3 separate regions of the Homo sapiens genome follow, and regions 1 and 3 are each linked to region 2. The links are chromatin loops, found by intact Hi-C in ENCODE. Cell type or tissue: Caco-2. All regions are shown on one strand. Links, peaks and the distances in the headings refer to the core of each region. The heading gives the core; the rest is flanking DNA.

The links. Hi-C counts contacts between places; a loop is a spot of excess contacts. Peaks named below come from ENCODE experiments on the same cell type or tissue, not always from the same donor. Only the 100,000 strongest peaks of a DNase experiment are listed, where the experiment ranks them.
Region 1: it touches region 2 in a loop (5-fold over the local background); 2 of 110 quality-filtered maps call a loop at or near these places.
Region 3: a loop joins it to region 2, with 2.4 times the contacts of the local background. A loop is called at or near these places in 2 of 110 quality-filtered maps.

What each region holds. Positions count from the first base shown.
Region 1 is chr2:16,389,408-16,397,179 of GRCh38, forward strand. It overlaps LOC107985855 (a long non-coding RNA gene), which reads left to right. Exons shown (of 3, transcript XR_001739298.1): 2 at 2,846-2,919. Among named protein-coding and RNA genes, the nearest start is that of CYRIA, 270 kb to the right of the region's middle. In Caco-2, for the core only: no CTCF peak of the experiment used is centred there; DNase peaks (open chromatin) are centred at 3,784, 4,204, 4,364 and 5,034.
Region 2 is chr2:16,484,203-16,491,974 of GRCh38, forward strand. No RefSeq gene overlaps it. Among named protein-coding and RNA genes, the nearest start is that of CYRIA, 180 kb to the right of the region's middle. In Caco-2, for the core only: a CTCF peak has its summit at 3,725 (motif pointing left); a DNase peak (open chromatin) is centred at 3,679.
Region 3 is chr2:16,404,756-16,412,527 of GRCh38, forward strand. All of the region lies in intron 2 of LOC107985855 (a long non-coding RNA gene), which reads left to right. Among named protein-coding and RNA genes, the nearest start is that of CYRIA, 260 kb to the right of the region's middle. In Caco-2, for the core only: no CTCF peak of the experiment used is centred there; DNase peaks (open chromatin) are centred at 4,116 and 4,416.

The sequences.
Region 1 (7,772 bases), core at 1,962-5,961, 94 kb before region 2:
TTTCCTTCCTCCTCCTCTTCCTCCTCATTATTGTAATTGTTGCTATCATTATTTCAGGGACTTCAGGTGAATTTGACACCACTGACCATTCCCATCTTTTAGATTTCATGACATCTATCATCTTAGTGCTCTCATCCTCTGACGATTCCCCCAATCTCTATAGGCCTGCCTTCTTTCTCCCAAGATCGGTATTCCCTGGGAGTCTCTCTCTGGTCCTTCCTTCATCTTACTCTTCCTGCTGTCCCTGGTTGAGCTCCTGCTTGCAGTTGCTAGTTACAAGCCAATAAATTCTGTTTCCCCCGCACTTAGACATGCCCCTGAGCCATGTGTCCAGCCTGCTGGACATTTCTTCCTATTCTGCAAGACCTGGCACATAAGAGTTGCTCAAGAACAGTCTGGCCTCTTTAGGGCCCCAGCCAATTTCTATACAATATAGTGAAGCTTGGGCACAGCAGCCTTGACTCTACCCAGAACAGCCTAGTGTGTGTGTATGTGTGTGTGTGTGTGCATATGTGTGTGTGCGTATGTGTACGTTTGTGCATGTGTTTGTGGCAGCTCTAGGCTCCACTGTTCTCCATTAGAGATGGAGCACATTTGATAATATGGAGCTATGGTCACAACTGCCAGGTGGCATGTAGCTACTACCTAGAGAGAAGGATGAAGGAGAGGTTCGCTGAAGAGCTGGAGCCAGTGGCAGGCAGAAGTAATTAAGGCAGCTTTCACAATGCTATGGAAGGCCTTGGGCTGTATCTGGCAGAAATCATGGCAGAGACAAAATGGAATCCTAAAGTTTCAGAGATTAAAGTGAAAGTTTGTTTCCAAGTTCAAATACTAATTTCTTATATGTTTAGCTTTTAACTTTCCATAAGTGTGGGCAGAATTGTTGGCATATGAAAATGCCACATCCCTGAACCTGACATAGGACAAAAGGAGAAGTGTTTGGTTTTGGATTTAGACAAAGCTTGGCTCCTCTGATAACTGTATGACTTTCGTCAACCTATTTCACTTTTCTGAGCCTCAGTCATCTGTATCAGGAGGGTGACAACATCCTGGTTCTCTCATTCACTCAACATTTATTGAGAGCTTTGTTAGTCCCTGGCAAGAAGCTGGGTGCTGAACTGCTGAGATAACTCAGATATGTCCTTGCCCTCGAGGACTGTAGAGAATAGAAGAGGAAACGGGCACACATGCAAGGAACAGGTGTCAGCTTAGTCTGAGGAGTGTGGAAAAGCAAGAAATAAAAAACCATGCCCAGGTTTCTGGCTTTAGAAATCAGGAAGAGGATGGGATCGACTCAACCATGGAGAGGAGGAACCCAGGAGAAGGGCCAGGTTTAGGGTGGGAAGAAGATAAAGTTCAGTTTTGACCATACAAGGTGTGAGATGCTTGCAGGGTGTCCACGTAGAGACGCTCGCCAGGAGAGAAATGCATCTGTCTGGACGTCAGGAGAATCTCTGGAGTTGGAAACACCTATTTGGAGTCCTCAGCACAAACCCATTCTGTGAGCTCCAGAGCAGATGAAAATGCTCTGAAAGTGTATACTAAAAAGACAGCCACCTTGACAAGGGCAAGGAAGGAGAAGGCTGAGAAGGGCTCCTTGCATAGGTAGGAGGAAGAACTGAAGAGCATGGGAATATAGAAACCCGGAGCAGGAAGAGGGTCAGTAGTTTTGAACACTGCAGAATTCAAGGAAGAAGAAGACGACAGAAACACCTCCGATGGCTTAGCAACAGAGAGGTTCTTGAAAGCAATTTCAAGGAAATAATAAGGCTAGAAGGTCTGGCTTAGACAGGAGAACTCCTGACTCTTCTAGTAAAACTTGAGGAAGACTGGAAAGAACAGGATGTAGGTAAGTTTGTGGAGGATTCGGCAAGATGTTGTTGGATTTTCTTTCTAGGAATCTTTCCTTCCTTCCTTCCTTCTTTCCTTCCTTCCTTCCTCCCTTCCTTCCTTCCTTTCTTCCTTCCCTCCTTCCTTCCTTCCTTTCTTCCTTCCTTCCTTCTTTCCATAGGTTTTTGGGGGAACAGGCAATATTTGGTTACATGAGTAAGTTCTTTAGTGGTGATTTGTGAGATATTGGTGTACCCATCACCCCAGCTGTATACACTGAACCCAATTTGTAGCCTTTTATCCCTCATCCTCCTCCCACCTTTTCCTCCTGAGTCACCAAAGTCCACTGTATCATTCTTATGCCTTTGCATCCTCACAGTTTAGCTCCTACTTATGAGTGAGAACATACGATGTTTGATTTTCCATTGCTGAGTTACTTCACTTAGAATAATCGTCTCCAGTCCCATCCAGGTTTCTGTGAATGCCATCAATTCATTCCTTTTTATGGCTGAGTAGTATTCCACTGTATATGTATACTACGGTTTCTTTATCCACTTGTTGATTGATGGGCATTTGGGCTGGTTCCACATTTTTGCAATTTGTGAATTGTGCTGCTATAAACATGCATATGCAAGTATCTTTTTTGTATAATGACTTATTTTCCTCTGGGTGGATACCCAGTAGCGGGATTGCTGGATCAAATGGTCGTTCTACTTTCAGTTCTTTAAGGAATCTCCACACTGTTTTCCATAGTGGTTGTACTACTTTACATTCCCGTCTTTCTTGTGGTTTCTAATTTGTGTGTGACACCATGACTGACACTTGCTCTTAGTCAGGGCCAGCTCGTGAGGTGGGAGGTCTGAGAGAGAGAGGGTCATTTGATATGGACTGAGGAGGATGGGCATGGGCCAGGCGTGGGAGGCATGGAAAAGTTTCAGGCAACATCACAGACCCAGATGGGGAGAGACTATCAGTTTGTACCAATGGCAACCTGTGTCCCTGTGATTTTCTGCAGGAATGCACCACACTCTCGATGTGCGTACAGAGAAGATGGCTGGCTGGCTGGATCCAGGGTTTTAATGTTTCCAGGTAAGTTTAAAGAAAAGAACAACTGACCTCCTGACAAGCTGATGGACAAGGGGAAAGCAGAGGGACTAAGAGATAAGCGGTCTCTCTGAAGTCAAATTAGCGGAACGCTGAGGTAGCAGGATGAACTGAGAAAAAGCTGGATGGGTTTGAGAGCTGTGATCAGAGACAGACAGATCTGCACTCAGGGTTTCAGGGCTGGGAAAGCTCCAGGGAATGCAAGTTCCAAGGTGAAGTCATGGGAATGGGTGGCTGAAATGGGATGGAAGGAAAGGTGACAGGAACTAGGTTGATGCCACTCAGGGAAAGGGTGGTGAGAAATCCCGAGATCTGGGAGTCAAGCTCCTTAGCCGGAGGACACTGTTCAGAAAGCTGTGCAGCTGGCTCGGGAAAGCGGACATCTATCCCTCCAGTGTGGGGAAGCAGGGGAGTGTACATGTGCATGCCAGGGATTCGGCCTCTGGGCTTTGGTAATTTGGCAATATGCCACTCCCATCAAGCCTCTGCAGTGCTCTGTTGAGCCAGATTCTTCCCAGAGTCCCTGATTCCTGATGCTGAGCCTACCCCATCACCTGCTCTCCAGAGCCAGCCCTTGAAGGCAGCAATTCATCCTCCAGTGGAGCCCTCAGCAGTGACTGGGGAGCCCTAGCCCCTGGGTCAGCCAGGACAGAGCAGCTGCCATCGTTGGCTGAAGGCTACTTCTTGGCATTCGACGGCAGGTTTTGTTTAGACACAGGAGGCACATTGAGAAATGCTTCCAGACTTGTGCCTGGGGACATGGGGGAAGCAGAAGAGCACATGGAGCATTTTAAAGCCTTCAAAAGGAGTTTTGGTGCCTGGCCCCGCCCTAAACGTTTGCACCCAGATATGGTGTTTCCGCGTGCGGGTCTCATACCTGTGCCTGACAAGTGGGAGGCCGCTGACAAGCAGCCTCAGTGGCTCACAAATGGAGTTTGGTTTAAAGTTCAAGTCATAACTGGATGGTGCCTATTTGTCCCTGACCAAACTCAGCACAAAAAAAGGTTGCACTTTTTTTTTTCCTAAAAGGCAGCAAATGTGGACAAATATTAGCTCTTGGAAATAAAGGGGGAAGTTATTCATTCACTCAGCAGCATTTTCCAAGCCATCAATCTTCTGAGGATTTCTATTGCTTTAATCATCAAGGTTGTTTATTTGGAGCAATTTCTGAGAGAATAAAAGTACCTTTGGCCTTTATCTGCTGTCATCAAAGCATCCATTAGGGGACTGGAGCCCTGTAGGGAGGCTCAAGGGATTATTCCGAGAGGTTTTCTGAAACGCACAGGAATTCTGCTTTTTCTTCTCCCTGGTGCGGCAGTGAAGTTTAAACTGTAATCTGAAAGGTTGAGTTTATCGTCAGGTTTGTACCATTTGAACAGGATTTTGTTCAAGGCAAACCTACCCATAAAAGTATTTTAAGTGACCTGGAAAAAAGGCCGGCCTGCCTATCTGGAAATTGTGTGGCCTCTGACAGTCTCCGAGCCTTGGGGTTCTGACAATAGCACGATGGAGTCCCTGGCAGCCTGTACAGTAACAGGATGTCATCTTCTTGGGGAGGGTTGGGGGCAGAAGCAGGAAAGAAGCTGAGTGGTCCCTGCCCTGCCAGAAGGTGAAGCATTACGCTGCTTGGTGAACTTGAAGTGGGAGGAGAAAGAATTGAAATTATGTGGAGCCTGTGGGTAAATGCATCTGGGTGTACACACATATGCACAGACACTGCACACAGGTACACACAGCACACATGCATATACACACACACACACTCACACTCACTGCCCCGTGCCTCACAGGCGCCTCTGCCTCAGGTGCCTCCCAGCTCCAGTTCTGCCAGAATGCCACCTCCCTTCCACTGCCTCCCAGGCCCTTTGCACTCCTCTGCCTTCCAGGGCACGTCTTCAGGCCTCCTGGACCAGCCCCTGCCTGTCGGATGTGGACCCCTCAGAGGGACTACAGGACCCCCTGACTGTGAGTGCCCTTGCCCCTCTCTGGGTTCTGGGAAGCAAGGGCTGGGAACACTCTGCTCACTGGAAAACACATGAGCAGCTGCTCCATGGCTCAGCCTGAGTAAGCAAGAACGGCTGGTGTGGCCGCCTCCCCAGGCTTCTCTCTGTGTCCTGCTGTGTCAGCTGTGTCCCCACGCTCCGGAGAAGCCAGCTCAGCAGTCATCATAGCGGAGCATATGCCCCCCGCCCCCCGCCCCCACACAGCATAGAGATACACACACACCATAGAGACACACACACACCTCACACACTATAGAGACACACACACAGCATAGAGATACACACACACCACAGAGACACACACACACACACCATAGAGACACACACTTCACATCACTTAAAGACACACGTGCATTACACACACAGCATAGAGATACACACACAGCACAGAGACACACACACACCACACACACATACCACACACACCACACACACCACACACACATACCACGCACACCCCAGAGACACACGCACCTCACATACGACAGAGACAAACACACCTCATACACCACAGAGGAAAACACACACCACACACCACAGAGACACACACATACCACACACACCTCACACACCAGAGACACACACACCTCACACACCATAGAGACAGACACATACCACACACACCTCACACACCATAGAGATCCTCACACACCTCACACAGCATAGAGACACACACACACCACACACACCTCACACACCATAGAGACACACACACACCACACAAACCTCACACACCATAGATATCCTCACACACCTCACACACCATAGAGACACACACACACACCACACACCTTACACACCACAGAGTCACACACACCTCACACACCATAGACACACACACACACCGCACACACCTCACACACCATAGAGATCCTCACACACCACAGAGATTCTCACACACCATAGAGACACACACACACCACACACACCTCACACACCATAGAGACACACACACCATAGAGACACACACACCACACACGCCTCACACACCATAGAGACACACACACGCCACACACACCACAGACACACACACACCACACACACCTCACACACCATAGAGACACACACACACCACACACACCTCATACACCACAGAGACACACACACCTCACACACTATAGAGACACACACACCTCACACACCATAGAGACACACACACACACCACACACACCTCACACACCATAGAGATCCTCACACACCATAGAGACACACATATACCACACAGGCCACAGAGACACACACCTCACACATGACAGAGACACACATATACACCTTAGAGATACACACATATTCCAGAGACCCCTCTGTAACTATACATATCTCTATATGAATCTAGATAAATACAGATATAGATATACACACCACACACACACACACACACACACACAGGGACATCTACACAGAGACACCATGCCACAAGCACCATAGAGATATGCACACACACACATCATGACACGAATACCCTAGAGCTAGACACACACCATGACACACACACCTCTTAGTGACACATACATAGGAATGTCTGCATACACATAGATCTCAGACATCTGCATATCTCTATCTATTTCTCCATCTCTACACACACTGCAGAGACACACACAAGTACCCCACAGGGACATCTGCACACACACAAACCACACCACACACATATCACAGAACTACATGCACAGAGACACCTGCACATACTACACACACACATACACGCCATGGGAACATCACACACACACGCACGCCACAGGGACATCTACATACATACATACCCTACAGACAGATGTACACACACACACCCCATGGAGATATCTACACACACACACTCATCTGTTACAAAGGGAAGAAACATTCCAACCTTTGTGCGCAAAAACATGGCCACACAGGCAGGCAAACAACCATGAGATGGACACGTCATGTGCACGTACTGCACACACCCAAGTGTGGACGCCCCTCTGAAGCCTCCAAGCTGGCTTATCAGAGGCATCCCTGGACTGGGCCAGACCTGGAAAAGAGAAGGGGCAGTGCAGGAGAAAAGGCAGTCGGTGTTTGCACTGGAGCTTCCCAGACCCTGGAGCCCGCAAAACTCGAGATCAGAGCAGAGGGAAAATCCCTCCTGTGATGGGCGTTGAGACCAAGAGAGTGGGGAAGGGCCAAGCATGGTAGGAAGGGTGGCCTTTACTGCAGGCCCCATCGTTGACTTGCTCTGTGGCCTTGAGCAAGAGTCTCCGTGATCTGGGCCTCAGGTTCCCCATCTGTAAAATGGAGTTAATGCAAAAAGCAAATGACAGGAAACACGTAGAGGTGCGGGAAAAGATCAAAGCTGAGAGATTATTGCTATCTGTGTGGGTATTTTATTTATTTATTTTTTACTGGTAATAAAAAAAATCCCTTCTTGAAGATCTGCAATCATCAGAAAAGGAGGTACTAGATCATGTGCTACCAAGGATTATTAAGGGATGCAGGAGGCGTCTTCCCAACGCTAAGGTCTAGATCAAAATCAACCACATGCTTTTGTTTCTTTTCTTTTCCTTCTCTTTTTTTTTTTTGTGGTTATTTTCATGGCCGCTTCGCAGAGGAGCTGGGTTGCTGGGATGAGCACCAGGGCTCCTGAACACTGAGTCCAAGGCTCTGCCCTTCTCTGTTTTCCACAATGCCACAACTTTTTTAGACAGTGTTTTCAGGATAATCTATTTTTATTTTCCAGATTCTTGGGGGTGTCCCTAAGTAGAGTCAGATGAAGATGGGAGAAAGAGGGAATGCAGCTAGAAGGAGGTTTGGTGGTAGTGCCTGGCCGGCCTGTAGAGGCCAGCAGCCAAGTGACCATGGTGCTGGCAGCCAGCGAG
Region 2 (7,772 bases), core at 1,271-5,270:
TTAAATATTTATCTTTTGTTAAAGGAAATGGAGGCTAAGTTTTACCATTAAAGATCTGTGGAGAGAGGCTGTAGGAGAAAAGTCTTTTGTTTCCTGGTCCCTGTCTGCTTGCTCAGTAGGTCCGTGCCATGCACACAGCTTCCCCAGGACCATCTCCTGCCTTCAGGGTGGCTTTCACAGCAGCAGTCTCCTATGGCATGCAAAGCTTTTGCAGTGCATGGAGGCCAGCAGCACCCAGGGCTAGCACCCCATGGTACTCCCAGCCTCAGATGTGTTTATAGCAAATTGTCTCTCATGAAACACTTTTCCTTGAGCAGCTTCCCCTTGCACCCAAGAGGGCAGGCTTCCAGCAAGTTTTGCTGGTGTGGCAACACAATGGCTTCTCTTCCGTCTTGTGAGCACTGGCCTCTCCAATAAGGTCTGGACCTCAGTCCTGAGGAACCTCTTGCTTGGGTGCTCTACCTTAGTCTCAGGTGTAGTGACTCCTCTTTGTGTTTGCTCTTCCTATATTCTCTGATGCTCCCTTTACTTCTAACTAGACAGTCCCTCACTGTAGTTGATAAGTTCTTATTTTAGATATTCCCTGTTTAAATTGCTGTGTGATTTTCCTCTACTGATTGGACCCTGACTGATACACCCAGCTACTGCACTGGGTACTGAGGAATGACTAGAATTTGGATAAGCAAAGAGGAAGGAGAATGGGAGATTTCAGCTAGAACAAGAGCATTGAGATTCATGTTTTTCATATTTATATTACTTTCTTAAGGATGAAAGATGATCGTTAAATATTCTGAATCTGATTATAAATTCCTTGAGGCAAAAACTATGTCTGATTCTTCCACAAGGTGTATAATATTGGAATGCTTGATGAAAGATCAAAATCTTGTGGTCACTGGCTGGTCAATCAATTTAACCATAACTGAGACTGGAGGAGAAAAACGTCATTGCAGCACTTCGGAGAGAATAATAAATTAATAATAAAATAATGATAATAATGTTAGAAAAAATATTGAGTGAATATTATGTGCCAGGCTTTATATTACTGAGCGCATATGTAAGGACTTGCAAAACATCTATAAGGTAAATATAATTATTATACCTGAAGCACTGAAAGGTTGGGCAGCTTGACTATGTTCAGAAAACTAATAAATGGCCAAGGCAGGTTTTAAACCAAAGCCGCCTGGTTCCAGAGCCACTAGGCTCACTACACAATATGATTTCCCAACAATGACCCACTCCTAGGTCACACTACACAATACTATTTCCCAACTATGCTTAGTGTTGTGGTTATAACCCCACAGCAATAAAGATCTCTTCTTTCAAATTCTAGGAAAGCAGAAGATGGTGATCTTTGTACATTAATGCAGAGCCCTTTTTCTTGATGTTTTCCATTGAGATTTTTAAAAAGGAAGAATTTCAAAATGCTCCTTTCAAATATTGGGTGCGGGTACTGACATGCTCTGTATATTAACGGATGTACCTTCTTATAAAAAGTTATATGTCCCTGGGCTCCTACCCTCCAGGGTATTTACTCTTTAGTCCCATTTTTAAGGGATTGCAGCTGTGAATGTTTGGGGTCCATTGAAGAGATTCAGAGAGCAACAGACAGAGCTCATATCTGGAGAAAAATTTCCTACAAATGTTAGATCTCCTGAAATGGCCTCTTCTCGTTACCTTCAAGATCTGCTCTGATTTCCTTGTCATGTGCTGAAGTCACTGTAAATATGCACTGGCTCACACCCAAGTTTTTCATCTCCACATTTCCTTTCTTTTCTTTTTTCTTTTTTTTGAGACACGATGTGCTTTTAATCTAGAAGTTTTCGAATCTAGGCCCCTTCTCCTACCTGGATAGGAATGCTACCCAGGATCCCACCTGGGTGACTGACACTTTATGATTGCTTTGAACTATAAAAATACCGATGATATTGTTTCTTCCACCTGAAATGTTTCTTTTCTCCCCTCCATCTTATCTGGCATGATCACACTCAAATAGGATGTTCTTTATGAGGACTTTCCCAGCCCCTCAGAAGAATTAGAGTTCTCTGCTGTGCTCTAGAACACTTGGCTGTCGTCTCTCTATTAGACGTCATTAGGTTGTGCTGGAAATGAAACAGGCCTGCCTCCCCTTCAGACCAGAAGCTCTTGGAAGGTGGAAGACTATCTCATATCCCTATCTGCTTTGCAATGGCCTGACATTATGACTAGGACTAAGTAGGTGCTCAATAAATATCTCTTACTTTAATAAATAGATGAATAAGTGAATTAATTGGGCCCTTTTACAACACAAACAAAATTTGTGGACCTGGGAAAACTATGTCACTTACTTTAACCTTAGTTTAACCATCTTTAAAATGAGCCAATGTGATCAGATGATCTCAAAGTCCCTTCAAATTCTGTCATCTTGTAGGCATGTAATTCAGTAAGTATTTCTATATATTGCCTCTGAGTTTGACTAAGAAACTTCCATATACATCCAAAGCTTGTTCATTATTCCAAATGTTATGTACAACATCAACTCCAAATATCTCAGGTAGAGGACTTATGTTAGTGTAAGAGAAAAGTCACATTAATCATTTAAGCATCCTTTTGATCATTCGGCTTCATTAGCCACAGCTTTGGAAGTCTGGACAGCAATCTATAAATTTGAGACCGGGTGAAATTAGCTTATTTGATGCTGTTATAAAACACCTCCAACATGTCTTCTTCTACACTTTCATTGAGAAATGCAGTGAGGGACCAATTGTTCTTTTGCTATTCTTATCTAAGTTTTTGGTGTAGAGAGCTTTAACCTACAAAATCTAATTAAATCCCCCTCTTTTTTTGGGTCAGATCTGAGCCTAAGAGAAGAGAGAAAAGAAGAAGGCCTTGAGACATTTGTACACAAATCCAAATGACAATTTTAGGAGGAAATACAATTGTCAGGGAGGCTGCATTCTCAGGGACTTCTGTATGTTGCCATACCTAGAGCAGGCAGCCCAGACCTCCTTAAGTCCTGGGACCTTTAGCACAATTGAAATTACATCTCTGAAGATTCTTTTTCTTTTCTTTTTTTCTTTTCTTTTCTTTTCTTTTTTCTTTTCTCTTCTCTTCTTTTCCTTTCCTTTCCTTTTCTTTCTTTCTTCTTTTTTTTGAGACAGAGTCTCACTCTGTCACCCAGGCTGGAGTGCAGTAGTGCAATCTCAGTTCACTGCAAACTTTGCCTCTTGGGTTCAAGCAATTCTTGTGCCTTAGCTTCTTGAGTAGCAGGAATTATAGATGCACGCCACCACGCCCAGCTAATTTTTGTATTTTTAGTATGGAGTTTTGCATGTTGGCCAGGCTGGTTTCGAACTCCTGACCTCAAGTGATCCACCCACCTCGGCCTCCCAAAGTGCTGGGATTACAGGTGTGAGCCACCATGCCCAGTCTATGATTTTCTATCTATGAGAGAAGATCACCAATTTGGTTCCTTTGTCAATTTGAGACCAGTTATTGCATTATTTTTATTTTGACCTCATGCAACTATGAAATCATTATTTTCTCGGAAGGACAGTCTTTCTTTCTGTTTGACTAAGAAGTTAAATGAACAGTTTGTATTACAATCCTTTCACCTAGGAGGGGATGCTCTGCTCTTGAATTAGAAGCTTGGTAACAAACAGCCTCTTACGTCCTCCTTCCAGATGCCAGGCATTGCACAACTACAAATTATTGGCTGACCGATGCCAAGGGAGACAATGCCCCCAACTGGCCACACAAAAAAAGCAAAATGAAAATAATAATGAAGAAATTAGAGTGAAATTACTGACTTTCCTTTGTAGATGAAGAAACAGGCTCAGAGAAGTGAAGTGGCCCGCCCAAAGTTCCAAAACTAGTAAGTCTAATTCTAAAGCATGTAATTTTCCATGTGTGTGTATATATAACAGATTACATTTAAGAAATACAAAGTCCTAGACATTTGTCTGTTCACATTCATTCATTTCACACACAAAAAAGAAAAGAAAATTGAGGTGACGCACAAAGTGCTCAAAGGCATATATCATATAGAAAGGTTTAGAACTTGAGTCTCTTTAGCTTCAGCACATTGGTTGGTGTGGAGGTCCGCACTGAGGAAGGCTTGCACAGCTGTGGAAAGGGCACATGGCGAGGCTGCCATCAAACCCTGGCTTTAGCACTATCAATTATTGAACAGTGTATCATCTAAATTGTATCAACGAGAAAAAGCAGGCTAAGATAATAATCACGTTGTATGCATTTCATGATGAGTAAGCCAAGATGATGTGTGTATTTCCAGCATATCAGAGGCTCAATAAATGTCATGTCCCTCCTTCCTTGAGCGGGGCCATTTCATATTTTAATATTATTATTATCATTTCAAAACTAACTCATGCACATGATAAAAATTTCAAAAAGATGCAAAGAGTTAACAAAAAAAAAGGTCATTCACTTCCTAATGCCCTTCCCCAGTGGTAATCATTTTTAACCTTTTCTGATTTCTGTTATTCTCATCGTTAGCTCCATAATTCTAAATATTATTATTGTGGTTTTATTCATTTATTTATTCACTTAGTTACTTTAAATAATATACTTCAACTTTTATTTTTTATTCTATCAAATTGTGGTAATTTCTTCTCTCATGTGATAGAATGAGAAAATTATCACCCACCGTCTTTTGTTCATGTAACACTTTCCACAGTCAAATATGGCAGCTCTACAATTACTTTTACCTTGTCCAGGTTCACAATGTAATTACATTTTATCACCTACTATAATGATTTTTTTTTTGTCTATAGGTTGATCTGTACATGGAAACTAATAAACAATTTTTAAAATATTTGAACATATCAATATTAGTAAGTGCTAGACCAAGTATGCTATCTGGACCAAGATGGAAAGAAAATAGAATTATTTGTCACTAATACTTTAATGTTAAAAGAGAATGATCCAAGCAATATATTCAGAGTGATTTTTTTCTTTGCTTTAATACTTTGAAGCATCACACATTTTAGTTTGCTTTATGTTTGACTCTTAAATTTACAATATAGTTTTATATTGATCTTAGTGTTTCTAGTTGCCTTTTTCCTGATTATCAAAGAAACATATCCCTTATTTACAATATCTATAATAATATCTATATTTTAAATTAATCATATTAATTATCTAGTGGTCCTATTTGGACTGATTGCTTTCCCAACTACTACATTGTTGTCTGATTGAGATTAAATAAAAATTAATCCTGGACTTCTTTCTTGAATCTCATGTCTTTCTTTTCAGTGTGTATGTGTTTATGATCTTGCTGCAATACCCTCAAGTATTTTATCACCAGAAAGAGTGGATAAAAAGTAACTTTCTGAGTTCTTATGTAAATGAAAATGTCTTTATTCCACAATGTTTTAGGATTTCTCTCGTTTCTCATGTTGTTGATGAGAAGTCGGTTGTGAAACTGATCACTTTTTGGCTTAATTTTTTCTTTTTGTTTAATTCTCTCTCTCTCTCTCTCTTTCTCAGCATCTAAGCTCGTCCTTTTTGTTCTTAACATGCTGAACTTTCACTAGGATGTGTACATGAGAATGTGGATCATGTTCCATTCATTCTGCTTGAGCTTCAGTGGTCCTTGCAACCTAAAGATAGCTAGTCTTAGGACAGGCGCAGTGTCTCATGCCTGTAATCCCGGCACTTTGGGAGGCCGAGGCGGAAGGTTCGCGAGGTCAGGAGATTGAGACCATCCTGGCGAACATGGTGAAACCCCGTCTCTACTAAAAATACAAAAAAAAAAAAATAGCCGGGCGTGGTGGCGGGCGCCTGTAGTCCCAACTACTCGGGAGGCTGAGGCAGGAGAATGGCGTGAACCCAGAAGGCGGAGCTTGCAGTGAGGGGAGATCACGCCACTGCACTCCAGCCTGGGCGACAGAAATTGCTGGTCTTTGACGCCGAAAATATTTGTTCTATTATTTATTTGATAAATTTCTCTTTTTTATTTTCTGTTCTTCTTTTCTGAAACATCTATTAGCCGTATTGTGGATACCCTGAATTGGTCTTATCTTTTAATTTTTCTCTTTCATTTACCTATTTTTGATGCTTGTTCTACTTTTTGTGAGAAATTCCTGATTTTTATCTTTCATATTTTTTATATTTTTTGGCCAATCATGATTTTAAAATAAATTTCAAATACATTTTTTCTTATTCTCCAAGTGTTCTTTTTTAGTGATTCTCATTTTGGCAAAAATTTTAATGTTATTTAAAATTTATCTAACAATAATTATACTTTTACATTCTCGTTTGCTCTCTGAATTAACTTTATTTCCTCTTCAAGAGATGAGTAATTTTCATTTCTTATCTTGCTTACCACCACCGTCCAGGTGTGGAGCAAATCTTAGGTGCCCATTCATATTTATGAATGAAGAATTCCTTGATTAATACAGATGGCTGCCATGGGTTTCCTTCAATGTTCTGCAGGTTTGTTTGCCCAGCAAGCCTTTCTCCTGAAGGGGGCAACTGATTGTGAACTATGTGTGAGTGTATGTGTGTGCATGTTGACTGGCAAGTATCAGATTGAACTTCGGGAGAAGACTGCCCTGCCTGCACCTTTCCACCTCCCACCAGCCTGTCAAATAAGAGTTTTACTCTGAGGACATCTCTAACACTTGGCCCTCAAGGCTACTCACGGCACCTGTTCCATTTCTATAGCATGTGGTAGGGAGTGCTCTCTGCCCAGAGGCAAGTCACACAGGTTTCTCTGTATAGGTTGAGTAGTTCAGATGGTCCACAAAGAGCCTTTTGATTAAATAATGTAGATAAGACTCCTTCATTCTTGGCTTTTCTTACCCACCAACTTCAAATTTTGAACCTGTTTAGGGATCTGTTAATTAAAGCAGCCCCTGCCTCCCACACATCCTTCTCCTCTCTGTTTTTGTTATCTACTTTCTTCAATATGGATTAGCCACTTACTTGAATTAATCTGTTTTTCAACTTTCAAAAGTTAGTTAAATTTCCCAGTATTTTGGTGTGCCTACTTTGTTTTTTGACATTATTATTTTATGCCCTGGTGTTTATTTTTCTGTATTCCAACAGAGATTGGGAAGAAATTGAAGGTCAATATGCATGTTCAGGTATCCATTATGAACCAGAAACACCCAATCATTTTTTTAAATATTGTAAACTTTTGAAGAGATTATATAAAATCTTTGATATTTTTTCATAGTTCTCTGTCTTAGTCTGCTTAGGCTGCCATAGCAAAATACTACAGGCTGGGTGCCTTAAACAACATAAATTTATTTCTCAAAGTGTGGAGGAAAGTCCAAGGTGCCGGGCAATTTGGTTCCTGGTGAAGACCTCTTCCTTTCCTGGCTTACAGAGGGCTGCCTTCTCAATGTGTACTCACATGAGAGGGGTGGGGGAGAAGCAGAGAGGGAGAGAGAAAGAGGAAGAGAAAGATACCTTCCTGTAACTCCAGAGCCCCGTCCTCAGGACCTAGTTAACCTTAATTACCTCCTAAAGACCCTATCTCCAGACATAGTGACTTTGGGGCCTAGGCTTTTAACATAAGAATTTTGAGGGGACATAATTCAGTCCATAGCAGCCTCTAATCATTTTATTATGAGGAAGGAACATTTTAAAATACAGGTTATAAAAACTATGAAAATCCTGGAAAACAACTTCCTGTTGACAATATCATCCTGGACATAGGAATGGGCAAAGATTTCATGACAAAGACACCAAAAGCAATCACAACAAAGGCAAAAATTGGCAGTGGGGTCTAATTAAACTTAACAGCTTCTGCACAATGAAAGAAACCA
Region 3 (7,772 bases), core at 1,962-5,961, 79 kb before region 2:
GTTGACAGGGGTCTTGGCTGTCAGGCATCTTGCGGCTGGGTTCTGGAGTGGAGAAAAGTAGAGAAAAGGAACTTCTGGGACAGAGACCTTGGGGATGAGATGCTTTCTAGCCCTGGGATTCATTCTTGAGCAAGACCTTTAGTGGAACTAGCATTGAAGTTCTGACATCCTACTTGGAGTTGTGCCTCAGTAGAACAGTTTCAGAACTGTTGGGGCACAGGCACCCATATAATTATGCCTGATTATCGGATCACAGGCCGACAGAGATGATGCTGCCATGAGTGTCAGGTTGTACTCCTCTCCTGGAGGTAGAAGGGCTCCCCATGGAGCACAGCTAGCTGCCCAGGCACAGCCAGAGCAGGTGGGACCTCTCACTGACTCATCCTATAGTAGCAATAGGTGAACAAGTTTCACTTGATTTTACAATCCCCCTGGGTTTTTTCCCTTTCCTGTAACCTGAGAAATCAGCAGTTCTAGGTGTTATCTGCGGCCTTACAGTTTGAGGCAGCTCTCAGACAGTGGCGAGCTTTGCATCTTATGTGGCTGTGAGATGTTCTGAGAAGAGAAACTGAGGCCAGGAGATGGGAGGCCTGGGTGAACTGTGGGCTCCACCTGGGGAGATCCTGGGAACAATGACAAGTGTGCAGCCTTTCTCTGTTATAAGACATTGTTCATTTAACCTCACAGTTTTTTAGGTGAGGGAACAGAAACTCAGTTAGGATGTTGTGCCTGCTCTGGAAACAGTGGCAGAGCTGGGACCAAAACCAAGTCTTCTATGTGCAATTCCTATGTCCCTTTGTGCCAAAATAGAGAAGTCCCTTGAGCCTAAAAACCCAACAGTATTAGAATTTGTAAACTAAAGACAATAACATAGTAGATGCTTGTTATTAATCTGCTAATAACAAAATACCACGGGTTAGATACTTTAAGCACAGCAATTTATTTTCCACAATTCTGGAGACCAGAATTGGTTTCTTCTGAGGCTTATCTCCTTGGCTTGTAGATGGTTGTCTTCTTGCTGTGCCGTCACGTGGTCTTCCCTCTGTGTGTGTCTGTGTTCTAATCTCCTTTTCTTATAAGGATATCAGTCATAATGTGTTAGGGCCCACCTATATGACCTTCTTTTAACTTAATTGCCTCTTTAAAGACCCTATCTTCAAATACAGTCACATTCTGAGGCTCTGGAGTTAGGACATCCACATATGGATTTTAGGGGAGATATAATTCAGCTCATGACAATGCTTAACACATGTTTATAGTATTAAAAATATCTACTCACTACAGTTAAGGGAGTTTTGTGAGGCTTGATGGAGACAACTCATTCATTCTTTCAATCACAAAATGCTTACCGAAGATGTCTTCTTTAGATACTTGAGTGCTTTAGATACAGTACTGCATTGAACATTGCAGCAACATGACAGGCTTGTTGTCATTATTTCCATTTCACAGATGAGGAAGAGGAGCTTTAGGAAAGGATATAAATCTACTCCCAAAGTTGTACACAGAGAACGGTGGAGTTGGGATCGAACTTGCATCTCTGCGGACAACCTCATTGTTAGAAAAAAAGCAAGTGAAAATATTCTGTTTTCAGGATATTCTCTGAAATTCTGTTCCTTTCCCACGTGCCCAGCTTTTGCCTGCACTGAAATTATTAAACTGACAAGGGGGGCAGGTGGGTAGAATGCAGATACTATTGCTTTCAGAGAATCCAGCTCCATTGGGCAATCCTTTCTTACTGTCTCAGCCGGGAGAAAGAGCCCCTAGCCAGAGGGAATCAAATACTTTTCAAATGTCTCATTAAAATAAAAAGGTGATTCTTGCATTGGTCCTGTGATAAAGACTACAAAGCAGCACCATGAAAACTCCCTGGTTTACCCTTCTGAATAGGCCTCAGCTCCAGCAGCAGAATGAATTAGCGGCCACCCCATTATCTGTAACCCTTAGAGAGCGCAACCCAGGCTTTGATCTGCCAGTGTCAAGGAAACTGATAAAAACTCGTTCTGTTTCTAAGCTTTCCAGGCCTGAAATTCTCTTTTCCCTTCAGCACGCTATAAATGACCCTCTGAAGTGGCTAGGCATTCTTTCACAGTCTTGTTTCCAATCTATTCATAACCACGGTTATCAATTATTATACCAGCTGGAATTTCTGAGGGCCAGGAGGCTGTCAGGAGCTCTAATTGTGGTTCAGGGATAAAAGCAAAAACACACAAATTTTAACCAATCATAATTAACTTATTCTCCAAGTGCAAGGAAAAAAGAACCCCCCCCCCAAAACAAAACAACACAAAACCAAGGCCTATGAATCCCCTCCACTAATCACTCTTGAAAGCAGCCAGGAAGGGGGAGAGGGACTCTTTTATTACCATGGTCGCTCCTGATTGGCTCCCAGAGGAGGAGTGGGGCCAACTGGCAACCAGAGAAGTTCTTAAATCATCAGGGCTTTTTTTTTAATCTTAAAAAACCCTCATTTTTCAAAGTAGCATGATGTTTTCCAAGCTCCTGACAGAGCTTTGAATAAAGAGGCATCAATTTCTCATTGAACCCAAACAACTGACTGAGTGGCCCAAAATATTTCACTAAAAAGAAGTGCAGTGGCAGCTATCACATTAATAAAGGAGGCGCGTGTGACCTGGAAGGAGGCCCCGAGTCATCCGATCCCCAGGCGCAAGGTTAGGCAACAGGTTGAGCTGGGGAAAGCCTTACTTAGCACAGTCCCGGCACTTAGTAGGTGCTCAAGGGGCTAGCTCCTGTCCCCGCCCTGCTCCCTTCTTAGACTGGCCAACAGCCAGATGTCTTGGAGGCATCTGGCTAGTGGCAACGGCATCTGAATGGAAGGCCCATGATGTCATGGAAAAGGCACGGCTTTGGAGTGTGACAGCTCTTCGTTTTTAAGCCTCTCTGAGACTCAGTGTCCTCTCTTACAATGGTGATAGCAGGCCCAATTTGTAGAGTTGCTATGGGGGCAAGGGATAAAGCTCTTAGCAAAGTGCCTGACATAAGGTGGGTGCTAAGTAAATGTTTGCTGTGGCTCCCGATGCTGCTTTGGGGATATGTGGTCACTTCTGGCACAGGGCTTCAAAGACCACCTCCTCTTTCTATATTGCCTTTCAGCATCTGCACAGAATTCTTCTGCAATCCTTGTTAGGAAAGCAGATCAGAGGAAGGGTTAGAGTCGTCTTATAGCAAACATGCTGGGGAAGGACATCAAAAGAAGAGACAAAACAGCATTTTCCAGGACAAAGAAAAGAAGGCATTAATGAAACGATTAAGCAATATCATTCTTTCCATGTAGAGCATCTGGTTACAGAAAACCATATTTTTGCTTTCATCACTGGTATTTAGCACTGCGAAAGCACTGAAGAAGATCTCACCAGTGTGTATTTATATTGTGTTATGAGATCAAGAATCCAAGTGTATTTGTAACATTTGTTGATAGAATTGCAGCCCAAGGAGCTTGAGACTTTGATATATAAAAGATGTGAAGTATTCTCTTGGTAGTTTTTGTTCACAGAAGCAGACATAACCATGTCCTAAAATTTTTTCACAAAGGAGCATTTTCTTGAAATATTTACATACACGGTAGAAGAGAATATTTTCAAAACATGCTCCTCCTTGGGTCTAAGTTGGAGGATAGATCATCAGGATAATTAGTTTTAGCTGTCCCAAGAGTCAACCCCCCCCCCCACCCCCAATTGAAATAGCTTAACACAAGAAGAGTTATTCCTCACTCAGCTCACTCAGGTGACATCAGATGAGGGTGAGCATCCTTACTCCATCTTGTGGCCATGATGTGAGGACTATTCATCCAAGATTTTGACAACCTAGTAAGAGGCATACATTCCTGGGATAGCTTCAGCCACAAGTGATATAAATTACTTCCATTCATTCTGACCAAAACTGTGAATATGACCCTATTCTAATCACAAGGGAAACTGGAAAATGTAGGGGAGCACATGAAATATTTGCTGAGCAGAAATGGTCTCTGCCATAAGAAACATTAGAGATGGTCCCTTGGCTCTGTACCCATGGCATAGGAATGTTCTTAGGAGGGAAGAGAAATGAGATAAGGCTGTTGGAATGCAGGTTCCTGAACAGAGTAGCCCACGGCATAGGGTTGCCTCTGCCCCAGGCAGGAGTTTATAATCTCCAAAGCGCATGGGAATCTGTAGCAGTACCAATGAGTTGATATTTGGGGGCAATGCATGGAATTTTTTGGCACCAGCAATTTTCAGCACGGAGTAAGGATTTCTATGTCAAGCATAGATCAAGAAGATCCATCCGTACTCAGGAAAGGGACTCTGGAAAGGGGCTGTCAGGATGTTGATCAGCGGTGAAGGCCCCTGCTCACCAGCCTAGGGCTCAGGGTTGGAATTCAGCTGTAAGTGGAAACTGATGAGAAATGGCCACCTGCTGGAAGGCTGGGCAGGCAGAGAGACTAGTTCCATACAATGGGAGTAAGATAAGGAGGCTGTGGCCTTAGGGTAATGCAGGTGCCATGGTGATGTTCACCCCAATGAATATCTGCTAAGGGAGTAGAGAATAATTCTGGAGTGCACTGGAGGGATTTAAGGGAGTCCTATAAAGCCAAAAAGGTCAGAGTGGGCTGAGCCTGCAGGGGGGTAGGTATTTTTAATGGTTTCTGGGAGGGGCTGGGCAGACTAGGACAGATAAAATATATGATATGTTCCTATACAGTGATGCCTGAACTGATAATAATTGCTGCTACTTTAAGTGACTTTTGGGTCAGCTTCTCTCTTTCAAAGCTAATCATCTAAAGGAAGAATGAGATCCTACAAAGGACTCAGTAGGGCAAGTCTGGCAGAGAAGAGACTTATGATAGTAATTGTGAGCCTGGTACATGCAGTGCTTTTCATTTTAATCCATGTGCTGATTTGTCCCTCACTGAGTTTATTAGGCAGGCAAGGATTATATTTGTTACTATGATATTAATGAGGAAGCTGTGATCTTTTGGAAAGCCAAAGTGATCAGCTCATAGATGAGCAGCTAACACATCACTGCTGGAATTCAAACCCAAACCTTCTGATTCTAGTTCTGTGATATTCCTTGCCTGTTAGCAGAAGGAAGCAATGACTGTAAGAGCTGCTGTAGTGGCACCTGCCACTTTTCCTCCTTCACTTTCTCCATCATCATTATCAACACCCTCATCACCACCCTCAACATTACTATTATCACCATCATCACAACCACCAAACTCACAACCATCAACTCCAACATCACCTCCATCATTACCATCATCATCACCATAATCACCATCATCATCACCACCATCACCACCATTATCACCATCATCACCATCAATACCATTATCACCGTCAGCACCATCATCACCATCATTATCAACGCCATCATCACCATCATGACCATCATCATCATCATCACCATTATCGTCATCATTGCTATCATCATCATCTTCTTCATCCTAAAGATAATCCCATTGCTCAGCAATGAGTAATACCTATCCTTTCAGTTTGTTCCTGGTGGCATTGAGTTTGCATTAATTCATTCAAAAATCCTCACTCACTTCCTAACCAATAATTTTATTCAACAAAGGGTGATAATTATTTGGTGTAAAAAATAATAATCATCATTTCATTTAGCTTCAAATTTTCTCCTTGTACCTTCTCAAGGGGCAGCACAGAAGACCCAGTTTTATCTGAGAAACCAAGGAAAATGAGTCTAGGAGGGTGAGAATGGTCATTTGGTCATTCAATCTATCAATGAACAGCCACTACTATACCATGTAGTGCTCTGTAGTTACCAAAGACAGCACCTACTATACCATGTGCTGGCTTGGGGCTAGATGGTGGCATAATAGAGATAAATAAATTTCATTCCCTGCTGTTGGGGTCTACAGTCTGGTAAATGCTACGCTTCATTGGATCTCTGTAGAAGTGAATTCTTGATTCTTCCTTTCTAAATTTTATTTTATTTCAACAGTTTTGGGAGAACCGGTGGTTTTGGTTACAAGTATAAGTTCTTTAGTGGTGATTTCTGAGATTTTGGTGCAAATAACATCAGGAAAAATCTCTTCTTGATTTTTTTTTCATCTCCAAAGTTTTTGAGCTCTATCTTCCAACTCAAACATTGGGCCAAATGTTTGAACTTACATGTAGAGAACACATTTGAGAATATTATCCCATGATTGTACCCTAGACCACTAGGGGGTCAGCAAACTATGGCCCAAATCAAGCCACCTGTATTTGTTAATAGGGTTGTGTTGGAAGACAACCACACCCACTCATTTAAATATCAGCTACGACCACTTTGGAGCTACATCAGCAGACTTGAGTAGTTTCAACAGAAAACATATGGCCTGCAAAACCCAAAATAACAAATATCCTGCCCTTGAGGAAAAGTGTCCTGGCCTCTGCCCTAGATTCTGCCTTAGATCCTGTTATTATAAATGAACTATTGTGCCTGTCTAAAGCCATGACCTCTACTTGCACACTAGTTCTTATTCCCCCATCTACTCAAGAACATCATGTTGACTAGTTTCCCTTCATCAGTTTTTCACACTCTACTGGATTATTCCATCAGATTACAAACATGCTGTTATTTCTCACATTTTAGAATACAAAACAAAACCTTCTTCTGCCCCTCTTATTCCACCAGTTACTGCCCACTTCTCAATACTTCTTTGCAGTGCAACATTTCAAAAGAGTTGCCAACTCTTATTCCACTTCTACTACTCTTTTTTGAACTTACTCTGACATTGCAACTGTTTTTGTTAACATCACTGATGACCTTCAGTTTGCCAGATCCAATGGTCAGTTCTTGGTCTTCATCTTACTTGACCTCTCTTCAACAGTTGACACAATCAATCCTCTTGCCCTCTTCTGCCTTTACTCCTTTTCCTCACCTGACTTCCAGAACACAGAATTTCCACGTCTCCCTCCCACCTCTCTTCTGCTCCTTCTCAGCCTTTTGTCTGATTCCTCCACTTCTCCCATAGTCTAACCTTTGGAGAGTTTGAGATGCAGTCCTTGGTCTCTGGTTCTCTCTTCACCCACTTCCTTGATTTTTTCCTTTACTTTTGTCGTAGTCAGTTCAGGCTGCTATAACAAATTAGCCTAGTCTGGGTGGTTTAAACAGCATTTATTCCTCAGGGTTCAAAAGTCTGGAAGCCCAAGATCAGGGTGCCAGCATGGTGAGAGCCTCTCTTTTGTTGTATCCTCTCATGATGTTTCCTTGGTGCAGGCACAGAGAGAGATACAGTAATTCCATTACGAAGGCCTTGCCCTGGTGACTCATCCAAAACTGATGACCTCTGAGAGGTCCAGTCTCCACATACCATCATATTGGAGATTAGAGATTCAACATATGAATTTGATGGGCACACATTCAGTTCACAGCAAGTCACATGGCTTTAAATACCACCTATATGCCGAAGATCCCTAGATTTTTACCTCTGCCCTAGTACTTTGTCTTTTTATAAGGCTTGTATCTCACTGCCTGCTCAACAGATACGCGTGACTGTGGATGAGACATCTTAACATTAACATAAGGAAAATGGAAACTTTAATAACTCCTCCTCATATGCACAGTAGTTGAGGCACTTACACTGTTTAAGCCCCACACCTTAGTCATTCACGTCTCTTCTTTAACATCCCATGTCCAATCCATCAGGAAAGCACACCAGTTATATCATCTTGTCCATTGCTTTGCTACCTATGAGTCTCCAGGCATCTCTCACCTGGATATTACTACAATTGCTTCCTGTTTTCCCTGCTCCTACAGTGGCTTGCCAACTC